Linked DNA regions of Homo sapiens: region 1 is linked to region 2. The links are chromatin loops, found by intact Hi-C in ENCODE. Cell type or tissue: MCF 10A. All regions are shown on one strand. Links, peaks and the distances in the headings refer to the core of each region. The heading gives the core; the rest is flanking DNA.

Region 1 (8,425 bases), core at 141-8,140, 650 kb after region 2:
CCTGATTGCTACCTCTAAGATTTTTCTATATTCTAGATTTGTTAAGACAGATCCAAGCAAAAGTCTTACCAAGGAAAATGTAAGTGTTTTTACATGTTAATTAATGCTATTGTCTTGAAGTTACAGGAGCTATAATACAAATCATACTCAATGAAAGGAGATCTCATTTTACCCAATAATATTTTAATTGAATTTGACTTTGATGTTGGTGAGAAATTTAAAAGCTGAAATAATGGTAGGCACTTAGTAATACATTATGCAAAACAATGTTCTGTGAGTGTTATCAGCACTCTGGATTCTTGCTGTCTCCCAGGATAGAAATCAAGAGAGATCACCAAACAGAGCAGCAGCAAAGGTAAGTGTATTCAGGTTGTGCACAAGGGAGCCAGCACCAAGAAAGGAAAAGGAAAGAGATGCTCTCCAAGGGTAGTGTGTGCGTTAGTTTTATAGCATCCTTTGATAGAGAAGGGTTACATCAGGGCACATATGGCGGGGTGCGGGGGGTGTGGTTTCTAGTGCTCATACAGTGGCTCAACATGCTTCTTCATACATCAAATGTAGCATTAGCATTTTAAATCTCCACCCAAGGCATTATTCTTAGCACAAAAATGAGGAAGGGGTAACTATAGGTTGAGTTTTAGTTCTAACTGCACCTGTGGGGCTTTGTGGAAGTCTCTATCCCCCCAAAGTAGGAACTTGCTGTTAATAACTCCTTGGGTCTTTTGTTACTGATTTGCTGAGAGTTAGGTAAGCTAGGGCTTGAGTAGGGGCTTCTGTTCTCCTCTAGAGCAGATCACAACAGGAAGCCAGCCAGCCTGTTTCATTAGGAGCTCTTCTATAGGTAAGTGCTGCCAACAACAGCAATCAAGTTATTGTAGAGAAACAAGAGACACAGATCAGCCCCTAATGGCAAGTCTCATGGACCCAGGACCTTCATATCCCTGTTTCTGATACTGCCACAACTGATCAAAAGGAGCAATATAAGAACCCTGTTAGGTTGAATCATTGAGAAAACACAATGTGGATGGTGAGAGGTTTGGAGAGGTCAGAAGATGCAGTAAGCAGGTGAATTAGTACTTCATTCCAAAGACAATTCTGAAGAACCAGCATTTCATATGTTTTTTAATTAGTATTTAAAACCATTAGGTGTCTGAAGCAAATCAGATTGTGTGATGAGATGGAAAGATCATGGAACCATGCAAGTCATAATTTCTCTCAATTTTGGTTTCTTTATTTGAAAAATGAGGTTAGTACCTTGCCTACCTACATAAGGTTGTGAGGATAATGAAATAATGCATGTTAAAGTATTTTTAAGACTAGAAAACACAATGCAAAGATGGAGTGTTGATATTATTATGATTTAAATGTCAGAATGTCAGGCAAGTGACTCCCCAGTGTACACTGGGATAAGAAAGGCTTTCTGATGTCTCTTAGAATCGAGTGATGGGAAATCCTGGATAGCCTTATTTGTCTACTCCCCCAAATCACCCAACACTGCACCTAACAAATACTTCTTGAGCACCTTCTGTTTTCCAGGTGCTGTGCTAGGTTCTAGAGTCCAAGGAACATGGAAATATCCACTCCTGATAATCACTTTAACATTCTCATTCCACTAGATTGAAAAATCTATTGAGGCTTGGAGAAGAACTGTGTGTCTTAAACATTTCCGCCCCCCCCCCCCCGTTTTTTTTGCATCCTTTCCCTTGTTTTACTCCACAAACCCAAGACTTTGCAGTGGTTAAGTGTTTCATAAATTCTTGCTGAATGAATAAATGAATGAATGTATGTTGAATGAACAATGCTTGATGAACGTATGAGTAAATCTCTTTTTGCAGGTTGATGTACACACTACTTATGTTCACCAGTCTCTTCAGGGTCATTCACAGGCACTTTGAGGCTAACTGAGAGGAAAGACAAGATCTGAGTGAGAGAGGGCTGGGTAGCTAAGCCCATGACCCTCCCCATCTCCCAGTATGCCAAAGATAAGAAGACAAGAGGGCAGGGGAAAGTTTCTTGTGTTTCTCTAGCTGCCTAGTAATAGCTGATCCCTTTTCTGGTTGGTTACTCATTCCCCACCGCCACAAGGCTGCAGCCAGGATTCAGAATGACAGAAATTATACCTCAGGTTTATTACCGGTTTTATTCTCAAATCCCTTTCAGAGCTCACCTCTTTTTCTTTTTCCATTAAAGCGAAGATATTAGGAGATAAGAGGGGCATTATCTCCAACTTCAGGGGTGGAAATTTGACACAATGTGTCTAAATGGGTTGCTTAGGCTCACTTGACTGATGGATTTCTTGACTGTCAGCCTGGGGTTCTTTTCACAGAACCACTGCCTGCAGTGGGGGAAATTGCTGGCAAGTGTACAAACTAACAGTGTATTTTTATCTTCCCTTAAAACTTATCTGGGAACTCATAGGCCATATGAACAATAATAACCTAAATGTCACTGCTTACACCTCCTGCATAATCTCTAGGTGGTCTCTCACCTGTGTTCCAGACTACCTGCTGTGGCCCCTTACCAATGTCTGCAAAATACTATCTTGAGAAAGTGATGTCTGCATCAGGGTTGCTGTTTCCTGATGTTTTCAAAGCTGCCAAACCTTGGGATATATCTTATCCCAAATGTGGAGCACTCTGCTGTTCCTGACCCAGGGTCCACCCCCTTACCAGGTGACCCCACAGCTTGTGCCTCCTTGTATCAGAGTCCATGGTAAAAACAACAGGTCCCTCATCAGTGGGTGTGAACAGGAATCCACAAGGCTGCTTAAACAGGCACTTCTGCTATAAATGTTTTTCCTACGAATCAATAATTTTCCTGAAGCATTAAGTTTGGTTAAAATGATTCCTGAAGTATTTCATGTTTGATATTTAAGAGTCATTCCCACCCCCCAGCAGATAATTCATCAAGAACACAAAAATAAAAGCATTTTATTTTAAATTACACGATACTGGTTTTATGTGCCAACTAGGGTGAAAATGGGATCTGAGAGGCACAATATTTGTCAGAGATAAGGTTGCTGGAGGGAATTCAGGTGGGGAAATAAAAATCCTCACCATTGTGTCCCTCCCTTTATTCTGCAGTAGGAAATAGTGAAGTGAATCAAGGGTAGAACGAAATACTCTGTTTGTTTGGGGAGGGGAGAGAAAAATTGGCCCAGGGAAAAGTTTAGCAAACATGCTAATCAAAGAAGAATCAAGAAAGATTCTAACCAAAACAAAAGGATGTGGCCTTTGCGTGCCCTCAATAATCCAGTATAATATGATATACTTATTCAGAAATGAGCAGTTGTGAAGAGTTACAGATTAATCATGGTCTATCTATAATCTGGTCGATTACAGCTTCTGTAATTACCACTTATATTGCATAAATCTTTCTGCAGCTCTATTCAAATGCCAAAGGATATTTATTACTTTAGAAGAGAGAGGGAACTAGCACTGAAGAAAACCTTACAGGTGAGTAAGACAGTGGGCTATTTCAATATGACAATAAGTTTGATTTTGCTGACTGGTAACTTTTAGCAGAAACAGTATTTTTGCAGACAAACAGCTGATGCTATTAACAGTATTTATGAGAACAGTCCACTATTCAGCTTACCACTGAATCAGAGCAGACCATTATTTCCTTGGAAATGTCTGATTTTGTGATATTTGAAATTTTACAGTTCTTTAATTTGGGATGTTAAAACTAGTTATTTGGGTTTAGGTGGCCGAGTCGAAGCCCCTTGTTGTTCAGGCAGATGCCGTGCAGAGGGAGCTAGAGAGCTGCCTAAGAAGGGAGTACACCCCTGAAAATTTACCTTTGCTTCTGTTGCAGGTAAGAGTGATACTGCAATTTGAAAAATTCATTTGAAATTAGTAGAAATGTATGGGCAAACTGGCTTTCAGGAATATCCTTTCGCTAGGGTAGGTTTTGTTTTTCTCGACATGTATAGTTTGCAGAACTTGGCTAGTGTAAACGCTGTTCTTTGTTAGAGATCTATTTCACAGTTTTAAATTCAGCTTAAAGGCACGGAACAATTGACTGAATTTCTGCTAAGTACTTTCTGTGTCGATAATGTAGGGCAATACCACATTGACTAGGACAGTTCTAGCCCTTAAAAAGCTATTGGCTGTGGCCAGGCATGGTGGCTCATGCCTGTGATCCCAGCCCTTTGGGAGGCCGAGGCAGGCAGATCACTTGAGGTTAGGAGTTCAAGACCAGCCTGGCCAATATGGTGAAACCCCGTCTCTACTAAAAATAGAAAAATTAGCTGGGCATGGTGGCGCATGCCTGTAGTCCCAGCTACTCAGTAGGCTGAGGCAGAAGAATCGCTTGAACCTGGGAGGCAGAGGTTGCTGAGAGCTCAGATCAAGCGACTGCACTCCAGTCTTGGCCTCCCAAAGTGCTGGGATTACAGGTGTATGCCACTGTGCCAAGCCCTGGAAATTTCTATTAAGAAAATAACTCAAGACATGGGAAAAAGAGTTTTCCATAAAGATTATTATTGCAGCATTATAATAAAAGTAAAACATTAGGATTGCCTGAATATCCACCAATAAGAGAAAGAGTTAAGAAAAACAGTACGGTACATGGTAGAATATTGTTCTGCCATTAAACATTTTTTATTGTTAAATTAAGTTTAGCTTAAAGCTGCCTCATTTTAAGTTCAGAACCCTTGGTAAGGTTTCTCCCTACATAGTGACGTGTAACCTAACTGGACTGTAAATAGACCATAACCTACTCTTGTAACAAGTAACTGAGTCTCAGCCAATCACAGAAGCCATACTTCAGCCACTTGCAGGCAGCCAACTGTTCAAAGTGTGTTCAAATAAGGCAAACACTGAGCTGTAACCAATCTGACTGTTTCTGTACCTCACATCTCTTTTCTGTTACTTCACTTTCCTTCTTCTGTCCATAAATCCTCTTTCACTGTGCAGCAGTGCTGGAGTCTCTCTGAACTTACTCTGGTTGGGGGGCTAGGAGGGCTGCCCAATTCATGAATTGTTCTTTACTTAATTAAACTCTGTTAAATTTAATTTGTCTAAAGTTTTTCTTTTAACATTAGCATAAGGAATTATTATATATGAAATATTAGTTAATAAAAACTAATGTGTGTATGTATGTGTGTCATAATGGTCAAGTATGTATAGAAAAAAAATCACTTGAAGGACTTAGACCAAATGCTAATGAATGTTATGTTTGGATGGCAGGATAATGAAGTTCCCCTTTTTACTTTTATATGTTTGCTAAATTTTCTATAATAAGTATATATTATTTTGATTTTAAAATTCCTTGTTCTCTATTCCTGTGTTACAAGTTATATCTTACCTATGCATACAAATTAGTTCTTTAGCAACTAGTTAGGAATTAACTATTACATTAATCACAAAGAAACAAAAGATATTGAGATACTATTTGCAAGTCAAATTGTCATCATTGTCTTCATTCAGGATTATCTTTCCCTATCATTTCTGGCATTTTTCATTCTTTTGTGTATATCAGTGTTTCTCAAGGGACAGAGAAGAGGGGTAGAGATAGAAGATATTTTGTGCCCCAAGGGACATTTGGAAATGTCTGGGGATATTTCTTGTTGTCATAATTTGGGTGAGGGGTATGATTGGTTGCTACTAGCATTAAGTGAGTAGAGGCCAAGGATGCTGCTAAACATTCTACAATGCACAAGGCAGCCTCTCACAATGAAGAATTATGTAGTCCCCAATGTCAATAGCTGCTGAGGTTGAGAAACTCTAGTATTATCTAAACTTCCATAGGACATAATTTGCCTTCTCTCTGAAGAATTTTCTTTAGCATTTCTAGTAGTTCAGGTCTGCAAGGGACAAATTCTCAGTCTTTGTTATTTTGAAAGAAGTATTTCCCCTTCATTTTGGAAAGATATTTTTGTTCAGCATAGAATTCTGGTTTGGTGATTTTTTATTGCTTTAAAATACTGCTCCATTGTCTTTTCTCTTTTGTCTTACATAGTTTCTCTTTCTTTCTTTCTTTTTCTTAGGTGACAGCTTTATTTTCATTAAGTATACACATTTTTGCAATTAAGATTAATTATACAAAAAATATAAAACATGCCATTTTAAAATAGAACTGTGGAATAGTTTGAATTTTTATCACTACTATATGTAAGTACACATGTTTATTCATAAGCTAAAAGGAAACTCAAATATATATCATAACAGGAAAGAGCACTTCACTAATTTAAGTGATTTTTTTTTTCTGTCAGCCTCTCACCATTTGCTTACTTGAACTAATGTGATATGGTTTGGCTGTGTCCCCACCCAAATCTCAACTTGAATTGTAGCTCCCATAATTCCCATGTGTCATGAGAGGGACTCGGTGGGAGGTAATGGAATCATGGCGGTGGGTCTTTCCCATGCTGTTCTCATGATAATAAGTCTCACAGATCTGATGGTTTTATAAAGGAGTGTTCCCCTGCACATGTCCTCTTGCCTGCCACCACATAAGGTGTCCCTTTGCTCTTCCTTCGTCCTCTGCCATGATTGTGAGGCCTCCCCAGCCATGTGGAACTGTGAGTCAATTAAACCTCTTTCCTTTATAAATTACCCAGTCTCATGTATGTCTTTATTAGCAGCACGAGAATGGACTGATACAGTAAATTTATACTGTTAGAATGGGGTACTGCTCTAAAGATACCTGAAAATGTGGAAGCAACTTTGGAACTGGGTAACAGGCAGAGGTTAGGACAGTTTGGAGGGCTCAGAAGAAGAAAGGAAGACGTGGGAAAGTTTGAAACTTCCCAGAGACTTGTTGAATGGCTTTGACCAAAATGCTGATAGTGATGTGGACAATAAAGTCCAGCCTGAGGTGGTCTCAGATAGAGATGAGGAACTTATTGGGAACTGGAGCAAAGGTGACTCTTGCTATGTTTTAGCAAAGAGACTGGCAGCATTTTGCCCTTGCCCTAGAGATTTGTGGAACTTTGAACTTGAGAGAGATGATTTAGGGCATCTGACCAAAGAAATTTGTAAGCAGCAAAGCATTCAAGAAGTGAATTGGGTGCTGTCAAAAGCACTCAGTTTTATGGATTTGCAAAGTTATGGTTTGGAATTGGAACTTACATTTAAAAGGGAAGCAGAGCATAAAAGTTCAGAAAACTTGCAGCCTGATGATGTGATAGAAAAGAAAAACCCATTTTCTGAGGAGAAATTCAAGCTAGCTGCAGAAATTTGTATAAATAACAAGGAACCAAATGTTAATCAGCAAGGCAATGGGGAAAATGTCTTCTGGGCATGTCAGAAGTCTTCATAGCAGCCCCTCCCATCACAGGCCTGGAGGCCTAGGAGGAAAAAATGGTTTCCTGGGCTGGGCCCAGGGCCTTGCTGCTTTGTGCAGTCTCAGAACTTGGTGTCCTGAGTCCCAGCCATGGCTAAAAATGGTCAATGTAGAGCTCAGGCCATTGCTTCAGAGGGTGCAAGCCCCAAGCCTTAGCAGCTTCCACATGGTGTTGAGCCTGCAGGTGCACAGAAGTCAAGAACTGAGGTTTGGGAACCTCCACCTAGATTTCAGATGATGTGTGGAAATGCCTGGGTGTCCAGGCAAAAGTTTGCTGCAGGGCAGAGCCCTCATGGAGAACCTCTGCTAGGGCAGTGTGGAAGGGAAATGTGGGGTGGGAGCCCCTATATGGGGTCCCCACTGGGGCACTGCCTAGTGGAGCTGTGAGAAGAGGGCCACCATCCTCCAGACCCCAGAATGGTAGATCCACTGACAGCTTTCACCGTGCACCTGGAAAAGCTGCAGACACTCAACGCCACCCCATGAAAGCAGTCAGGAGTGGGGACTGTACCTTGCAAAGCCACAGGGGCAAAGCTGCTCAAGACCATGGGAATGCACCTCTGGCATCAGCGTGACCTGGATGTGAGTCATGGAGTCAAAAGAGATCATTTTGGAGCTTTAAGATTTGACTGCCCTGCTGGATTTCAGATTTGCATGGGGCCTGTAACCCCTTTGTTTTGGTCAATTCCTCCTATTTGGAATGGGTATATTTACCCAATGCCTGTACCTCCATTGCATCTGGGTAGTAACTAACTTGCTTTTGATTTTACAGGCTCATAGGCAGAAGGCACTTGCCTTGTCTCAGGTGAGACTTTGGACTGTGGACATTTGAGTTAATGCTGAAATGAGTTAAGACTTTGGGGGACTGTTGGGAAGGCATGATTGGTTTTGAATTGTGAGGACATGAAATTTAGGAGGCACCAGGGGCTGAATGATATGGTTTGGCTCATATCCTCAGCCACATCTCATCTTGAATTGTAGCTCCCATAATTCCCATGTGTCATGGGAGGGACACAGTGGGAGGTAATTGAATCATGGGGGTGTGTCTTTCCCATGCTGTTCTCATGATAGTGAATAAGTCTCATGAGATCTGATGGTTTTATAAAGGGGCATTCCCCTGCACATGTCCTCTTGCCTG
Region 2 (8,425 bases), core at 308-8,307:
CAGGCATTAAACTAAAACTGCGTGGTAACCTCACACATCAAATTTCACTGGAGCAATCCAACTCTTTTATATTTCTGTCTCACTCTCCCTCTCTCTTTTTCCATTAAGTGGTTTTGAGGTCATCTCAAGTGAGGCCATTTCATCAAACTAGACTTTATAACAAAGTACTTTAAGAGGACCAGGGTGAAGCCACTCACTCCATTTTTATGGTCAGTGATCACAGCATCCCTGACCCTTACAGTCTAGTGTGGAGGTGGTGGGTGGAGTGGGGGAGACAGATAGTAAACAAATCACCATAAAAATAAATGAGACAACAACAGGGTGTGTTTAGGACTGAGACAAAAATGAAGACGGGTGCTGTGCTGGGAAGTGTCCAGGGTGCCCTGGGATCAGAAGGTCAGAGAAGGCCTCTGAGGAGACAGCTTTTGTGTGGAGCCCTGCAGGGCATGGGGCCCAGCTGGGTGACCCTCGGGGCAGAGCATTCTAGTCAGAGGGAAGCTGGCACAAGGGCCCAAAGGCAGGGCTGTGTTTGGGGTATGGGAGGAACAGGAAGAACATCTGTGAGTTGGCAACTAATGGCTTTTTTCCCCAGCTGGGTAAAAAGTGTTATTAAAAACCCAATGTATCTGGAATATTGTAGCGGGTGCTACTGCCACATCCCAGGCCACCACCTGTGGATTTTTGTTTGTCCTTGAGAGCGATCTGGTGAGGCCTTCACCCTTCCTCCTCCCTCTGTACTTTCCCCTGATGGGTGTCCCTCTTTGATGGCATCTCCAAAACTTCACCTTATCACCTTTTCTTGGTCCTTTTCCTCTTGCTGCCATAATACAAAAGCCTGTACCACTGAGCAGAATGCCACCTCCTCCAGGAAGCCTTTCTCAGTCCTAGTCAGCATGAACCAGCAGTAAGCGTCTTTGACTCCAGTCTCCCACAGCACTCTGTGAGTATTTCTCCAGCAGCTCTTGCTTCTCTCTACCCTGGACTGTATGGCATGTCTTGCAAACACTTCCCTCATCCCAGTACCTCAGGCAGCCTCAGGAATGGGATCTGGGCTTTATTCTTCACTGTGTCCCACCTATGCTGGGTCCGAATGGGTATCTGCAAATTATAGAGCTTATTGGCTGTTCACAGGCAGTTCGTGAAGCCAGTGTCATGGAGCAGCTGAGCTTTGCTCACCCTGGGTTAGGCGCTTGGGAGGGATAAGAAGGATAAGGCACAGCTGTTGCTCTTAAGAAGCTTAGAAATCTCTGGTGGTGGGGGCAGGCAGGCAGGCAAGGCCAGCACACTGACAGTACCAGTGTGGGGCAGTGGTCGCCAAACTGAGGCAGGAGGGGCACACCACAGAGCACTTGACGACCACGGGTACCCAGCGGGAAGAAAGCACAAGAAATTCTATTTTGTTGTATTAGTGATCTGAAAAATTAGAAATAAAAATTGTTTTACTCATTTTTGCCATCTGGATGGTCCTTAGCACCTCTCTGTGTCCATTGTGAGCCAGCCATGGTCTAACACCTTTCATCCCCAAGGAGACGTGGCATTCGTAATGCTGAGGCCTTGAGGATGGCATTGTCACTTGTGCACTCACCCACAGTGAGTCACCTCACACTACAGTTTACGTGCTACAGGATGTTATGGACATAAGTAATTTTATAAAGACAAGACTTTAAGAAATTTTTTTAAACTTTTTTCTTTCCCATTAACTTTTACAGAAGGCACAAGATCTTTATAGCAGAATCTTTACAGTATTTTGTAAATGAAATGGTGGGGGTAGGGGTGGCCATGACAATCTTTTGTACCACATAAAGGGTTTTGGATTGCTCATGGCAGTGTATAAATGAATTGTTGGACTTAAAGATGAATTATGCACTTTCTTTGAAAAACAATTTTTAAAATCCTTGATTGTCCTAAATTTGCCGACCTTTCCTATAGGAAGTGGTTCACTAGTATGCTACTACAAGTATTTTAAAAATTAGTACTTTCAAGGTATGGGTGATGTTATTTATTTATTTATTTATTTTTGAGACAGAGTTGTGCTCTTTTTGCTCAGGCTGGAGTGCAATGGCATGATCTTGGCTCACAGCAACCTCCGCCTTCCAGGTTCAAGTGATTCTCCTGCCTCAGCCTCCTGAGTAGCTGGGATTACAGGCATGCACCACAACGCCCAGCTAATTTTGTATTTTTAGTAGAGGTGGAGTTTCTTCATGTTGGTCAGGCTGGTCTTGAACTCCTGACTTCAAGTGATCTGCCTGCCTCGGCCTCCCAAAGTGCTGGGATTACAGGCATGAGCCACCACACCTGGCCGGGTGATGTTTTTTAACAAGAGTGAGAAAGAAGAGCCCTTATAACATCAGTGACTGCTGCTAGAAAGAGAACATCTGAGCATCTCTGGAAATGTTGCATCATGATGTGATTTGTAGCCAAAAATTATATTAGGTATTATTTATTTTAAAACTCCCACATCTGCACACAAAAGGATAATAAAAAAAAGACTGAACATCTGTACACACATAAATTTCACAACTTAAATGAAATGGATTTATTCCTTGAAAAGCACAAACCACTGAAACTCACCAAATATGAAACAGATAATTTGAATAGCCCTATAACTATTAGGGAAATTAAATCACTAACTAAAAACCTTCCAAAAAAAGAAGTCTCCAATCCCAGGTGATCTCACTAGAGAATCCTATCAAATGTTCAAAAAAGAAGTAACACCAAGTTCTACTCAATGTCTTTCAGAAAATCTCAGTCTCTTCCAGAGGTAACACTTCTCAATTCATTTTATGAAGCTAGAATTACTATGATACACAAACCAAAGACAGTATGAAAAAATAAAGCCAAAGATCAATATCCCTCATTAGTGTAGATACAAAAATCCTCAGCAAAATATTAGCAAATATAATTTAGCAATATATAAAAATAATTATACACCATCATCAAGAACAGTGTATTTCAGGATGCAGGGCTGGTCCAATCTAAGACCCAGATGAAGGCAAGGATGTCTATTCTCTTAACTGTTATTCAGTATAGTAGAGTTGAGGTCCTAGCTTGTGCAATAAGGCAAGAAAACACAAACAGATCAGAAAGAAAGAACAAAAATAAAAAACCTATCCCTATTTGCAAGTGCTATTATTGTCTATGTAGGAAATTGAAAAAAGTCTACAAAAAGTTTCTAAAACTAATAAATTCAGCAAAGTCATAGGATACAAGATAGACATACAAAAGTTAAGTGTCTTTCTATATATTGACAATGAATACATGGATACTCAACTTAAAAATATGATACCATTTACAATTGCCAAAAATAGAAAAAGAAAAAGTACTTTGGTCCAAATCTAACAAAACATGTACATGATTCGTATGCTGAAAACTATAAAATACTAATCATAAAAGATCTAAATGAATGGAAAGACATACTTATATTTATAGATTAGAAGACTTGGCTGGGCATCTGTAATCCTGTAATCTCAGTACTATGGGGAGCTGAGGCAGGAGGATCACTTGAGCCCAGGAGTTCAAGACCAGCCTGCACAACATACAGAGACCTCCATTTCTACAAAAAAAAATATATTTTTTAAATTAGCTGGGCATGGTGGCATGTGCCTGTATTCCCAGCTGCTCTGGAGGCTGAGGTAGGAGGATTCCTCGAGCCTGGGAGGTCAAGGCTGCAGTGAGCTGTTATTGTGCCACTGCACTCCAGCCTGGGCAACAGAACAAGTCCTTGCCTCAAAAAATAAAATAAAATAATTTAAAAAATAGAATAGAAGACTCAATATAGCAGAGATGACAATTCCAAAATTGATATATAAAATTAATGCAATTCCTATCAAAATCCCAGCAAGATTGTTTATATATCTGGACAAGATTATTATAAAATTTACATAGTTGGGAGGCCAAGGTGGGAGGATCATTTGAAGCCAGGAGTTTGAGACTAGCTTGGACAACTTAGTAAGACCCCCATCTCTACAAAATTTTTTTTTAAAATTAGTCTACCATATTGGCACATGCCTGCAGTCCCAGCTCCTCGGGAGGCTGAGGGAGGAGGATCACTTGAGCCTGGGTGTTTGAGGCTGCGCTGAGCTATAATCATGAAGCTGTACTTCAGCCTGAGTAACAGAGCAAGATGCCATCTTAAAAGAAAAATAAAAATTATATAGAAAAGCAAACAAAAAGCTAAAAAAGGTAAAACTATTGAAAAATAAAAATAAAGTGAGAGTAATCACTCTACCCAATTTTAAGACTTATAACTATAGTAATCAAGACTGTGTGGTTTTGGTGAAGGGATGGTCACAGAGATTAATGGAGCAGAATAGAGAACTGGAAAATAGACCTACACAGATATGTCCAACTGATTTTTAGAAAGTTGTAAAAGCAGTTCAATAGGAGAAGGATAGGCTTTTCAACAAGTGGTGCTGGGACAACTGGATAAACATAGCTATCAACAAAAAGTAAACAAATCTCTACCTGGAACTCATATCTCATACAGAATTTAACTTAAAAATCAATCACATACTTAAATGTAAAGTGTAATTGTTGAGGAAAAAATAGAAGAATATATTCAGGATCTATGACTAGGCAAAGAGTTCTTAGACTTGACATTTAAAACACAACCCATACAAGGAAAAACTGATTAATTGGACTTTATCAAAATGAAAAAGTGCCCTGTGAAAGACTGCTGTGTGTTGAAACAGTACCTTGCTTTTCACGATAATAAAATACCGTCTAAAATGAATGTTGATAAACTACTCTAGAGCAGTGGATCTTTTAAGTGCCCACTTTGCAGACCAACCCTTAGCGCAGTGTCCAACAGCCAGTATAGGCACTCCACAAAATGTCAATGCAACTGAATGGCTTGTCTCCACCACACGCTGACGGTTCTCTGTAGCTGAATGGAGGGTGAGGGGACCTAAGGAAGAACATACAATGAAAGCCACAGGTACATGCCTTTTACATTTTCTCTCCTCCTTTTCCTCCTCTTTCTCCTCCCTCTCCCTCCTTCTCTCTTTTCCCTTTCCTCTCTCCCCTCTCCCTTTATCTTCACCTTTCTCCCTTTCCTCCTTCCCTCATCAAACCTCAGAAGATCACGGAGCATGGGAGTTTGAAGTAAGGAGTACAGGAAATGAAGATTGAAATTTGCATGTATGCTCAGCTCACAGCCACCAGATGGCGGGAGGAGATCAGGAAATTCAGGCAAAGCCCTTCTGCTCCAACTTAAAGAAACCACAACCAGCCAGCACCTGGCCAGCTTGCTTTTCTGGGTAAGTGACTATGTACAGAAATACTTTTTGTTTTCCATAACTCTCTGTAAAGCAATACCAGGTGCTGGCCAAAGCAAGTAGATGCTGTGTAATTTGATAGTGAATGTACCCATAGGAAGGGACAGTGTGTTTCTGCTTCTCCTTCCCTCTGCCTTTTCTTTCTGCATCTGCAAAATAGGGGTTCTGGTTGTGACCTGCCTCACTGTGATAAGTCCGCTGAGAGATAAAATGAGCAAAGTGCCCTGTGTGCCACAGATGACAGATGTTTTTCTAGGAAGAATGGCATCAGTGCACCATGTGTGTCTGACCACCACCACCCACAAGGAACACATGAAGTGCCCTGGTACTGTGGTAGCTGTGAACCTTGGGGTGATCTCTAAACATGCTTCCAATCCTGATGTCATTCTTTAGCTAAGTAAGACAATGACACCCACTGAGTTACACTCACCAGAAAAAGTTGCCCCATGACAGGTACCAGAGTCAACGGAGAAAGATATTTTCTTGGTAAGAATGGTTCTGGGAGGGACAGATTTGGAGCCAGGAGCTGTAGGTGAGATTTCAGCCTTGCTCTAACCAAGTCTGACCCTCCAGCCTCGCTCTCCCACCTGCAAATGAGAGTGATGCCTGTCCCTTAGCAGAGATGATGTGGAAGCACTCATTCTGACCTGAATAGACTTGGTATATATACCATGTGTGGAAGTTAGAGATGTTTCCTCCTCATTCTTCGTGTTGAATTTCACCCTTTTCTGAGGATATCTGAGTCTCTGCACTAAGGAGAGGTGGAGTCCACAGGCTGAGAGGTGCCTCACCATACTAGAAGCATGCCGAGTAGGCACTGTCTCAGGCCAGCTGGTTGACCAGTTTTGGCTTCTTTCTCCTTCTAGTGGGTAACTTCATCCTGTTTTACAAATATCATGGTTATTTCTTGGCATATTAAGCCGTGAGATGAGCCATGTAACTGGAGTCAATGTATGTTTTCATTTTAATCAGAAAATTCTTGAGACTTCACCAAAGGTCTTTCTGTTCCCATACTGTCCCTCCAAATATCTTACACATGGCAGATAGGAGGTAAGATTAAAAACAAACGGTAGGAGATGCTACAGTTACTATGATGAAAGCCCTTGGAGCAGGCGGCAGAGTGCTCAGGCCTCGAATGGGAGTCAAGGGATCTGGTTCTCCAGGTGCAGTCAGGGACAGCCTCAGACTGGCCCTTGGGAAAACCAGAAAACCAGAAAACCTGACCTGAAAACACGCCCTTCTTCAACAGCAATGTTTTCTGGAATGAGCACTTGGAGAAAGTTTGGTGGTTCAAAGGAAAGGAACCTAAGGAACAGAATGAAAGTGAAGGCATGTCATTGGTCAAAACAACTTTGCAACAAGGGAGGCACTGGCGGAGGCACCTTCTAGAAGTACACTGGAAGCCTGAAGAAGGCTACAGTCCAATGCACAGCCCAGCTGCTGGCTTGCAGCACAACTTGCTGCCTCCCGCCATGTGGCTGAATGCACACAGGGGTGCCCTGACACTGGCCATTTTGCAAAGATCCAGGGGACAATGGCAGCTGGTAGCAGCAGGAGTGGGGAGCCCACAGCAAAGGGATTAATGATGATCCACAGGGACCCCTGTGGAGAGATGTCAAACAGCATCTGCAGATGATTCTAGCAAGTACAGCAGTAGCCAGGGGTATTAGCAGTATTAGGATAACATGTGGCTCAGGTTGCAAAGTGGACCAATCCACCCTGGTTAACTGTAGGGTTCACTCAGGCAAAACAATGGTGCAAATACCACTGAGGCCTCCATTGACAAGACCCAGTTTCACCTCCCAAGATTGTTGTGAAACTTCATCCCTTCAGGAGAAAGATGCTCCAACCTTGGGTCTCATCCCTGAGGTGAATCCCTTTTCAGCAACTATTCAATTTTTTTAAGCTATGCAAGATTAGAATAGGGTGATGGTGGTGGTTATAAAACTCAGAATAAATATTAAGCTTTATTATATAGCTCATCTCTTTTTTAAAAGGGATATTTTTCTCCAATGTGAATCTTTCCTGTGACAACAGTTATAGGTCAAGGAAGGCAGAACTACAAAGATATTAAGTCCATTCTCTATTAGGGTAGAATTCCCTTGCTGATGCAAAAGTGCTGGCATTTTTTTCCTTAGCCTCATCCCCAAAGAAAAGGAAGCCAGTGATATGGGCATGGACTAATCGGCAGTCAGGAAAAAAAAAGAGCCATTGATAGTTTTGCCCAACTTTTCTGCACAAGATAGCCCTTTTTAATGTCAGACGGTTTCAAGGCATCTCCCATGATTGCTTTTACCCACTGATTGAGAAAAATTCATAATGATAAATATTTATAAGGCATATAAATACCATTCAAAAATAGTAGCACATGGTTGTGTGAGGTATGGTTTCTCAATCTCAGGCAATGTTTGGAGGCCACTGGCAGAGCTGTTGTAACAGCTCCAGGAAACCCAGAAGGGAAAAAGGCCAAGACACATCCCTTCCCCGAAGAACTCCACCATCTGGTTTTTAAAGAATGGGCCTACATAGGGCTTAGCTCCACAGCCTTGACATTAGCACGGCATGCATGGGGCAGACAGGGACCTGGCACTTGACAGAATGCCTTCTCCGCAGGGTTCCTCTGGAAGTGTTCACTGCTAAATAACTGAGGACTACTGAGGAGACAGGAGGGGAAGAAAGGGGAGGTGGGGGATTACCATAATAAAACTGCAGCCTGATAGGCCAGCAGCTGCTGCAATGAGCCCCCCACCCCCTACCCTAGGGGAGCCAGACTGGACAAAAGCAAGATGATGGACCCATTCTCTTACCTTAGGACCTCAACTCCTGACATTAGCATAGCCTGGTATAGAGCTGAGGACAAGTTCACCCCCTGCACTCCCACGCCACATCAGGGTAAAGGCCAGAACACTTGTGGTCAGATGCTGTCTCAGGACCCCAGAACCTCAAACAGGAGAGGAGCAGGTGGCTGTGAGTGGTTCCGTGGCTGAGGTCTTCCTTCAGAACCTCTCCAAGGCCCAGCCGGCTAGAGAGATGCAAGCCTTGTGAGATAGGAACTTAGCCTGAAGCCATCGATTGGGCTATATTACAGGGTCATTCCAGCACTTTGAAAAACAGATTTCACTTCTCTACCTAGAAATTAGTCCTCTTAT

What was found. A loop is a pair of places that touch in the nucleus more often than their neighbours do. Peaks named below come from ENCODE experiments on the same cell type or tissue, not always from the same donor. Only the 100,000 strongest peaks of a DNase experiment are listed, where the experiment ranks them.
Region 1: it touches region 2 in a loop (9-fold over the local background); 7 of 110 quality-filtered maps call a loop at or near these places.

Annotation. Positions count from the first base shown.
Region 1 is chr6:109,184,254-109,192,678 of GRCh38, forward strand. It overlaps the pseudogene CCDC162P. Among named protein-coding and RNA genes, the nearest start is that of CEP57L1, 93 kb to the left of the region's middle. In MCF 10A, for the core only: a CTCF peak has its summit at 3,757; a DNase peak (open chromatin) is centred at 3,758.
Region 2 is chr6:108,537,019-108,545,443 of GRCh38, forward strand. No RefSeq gene overlaps it. Among named protein-coding and RNA genes, the nearest start is that of FOXO3, 20 kb to the right of the region's middle. In MCF 10A, for the core only: a CTCF peak has its summit at 5,170 (motif pointing right); a DNase peak (open chromatin) is centred at 5,173.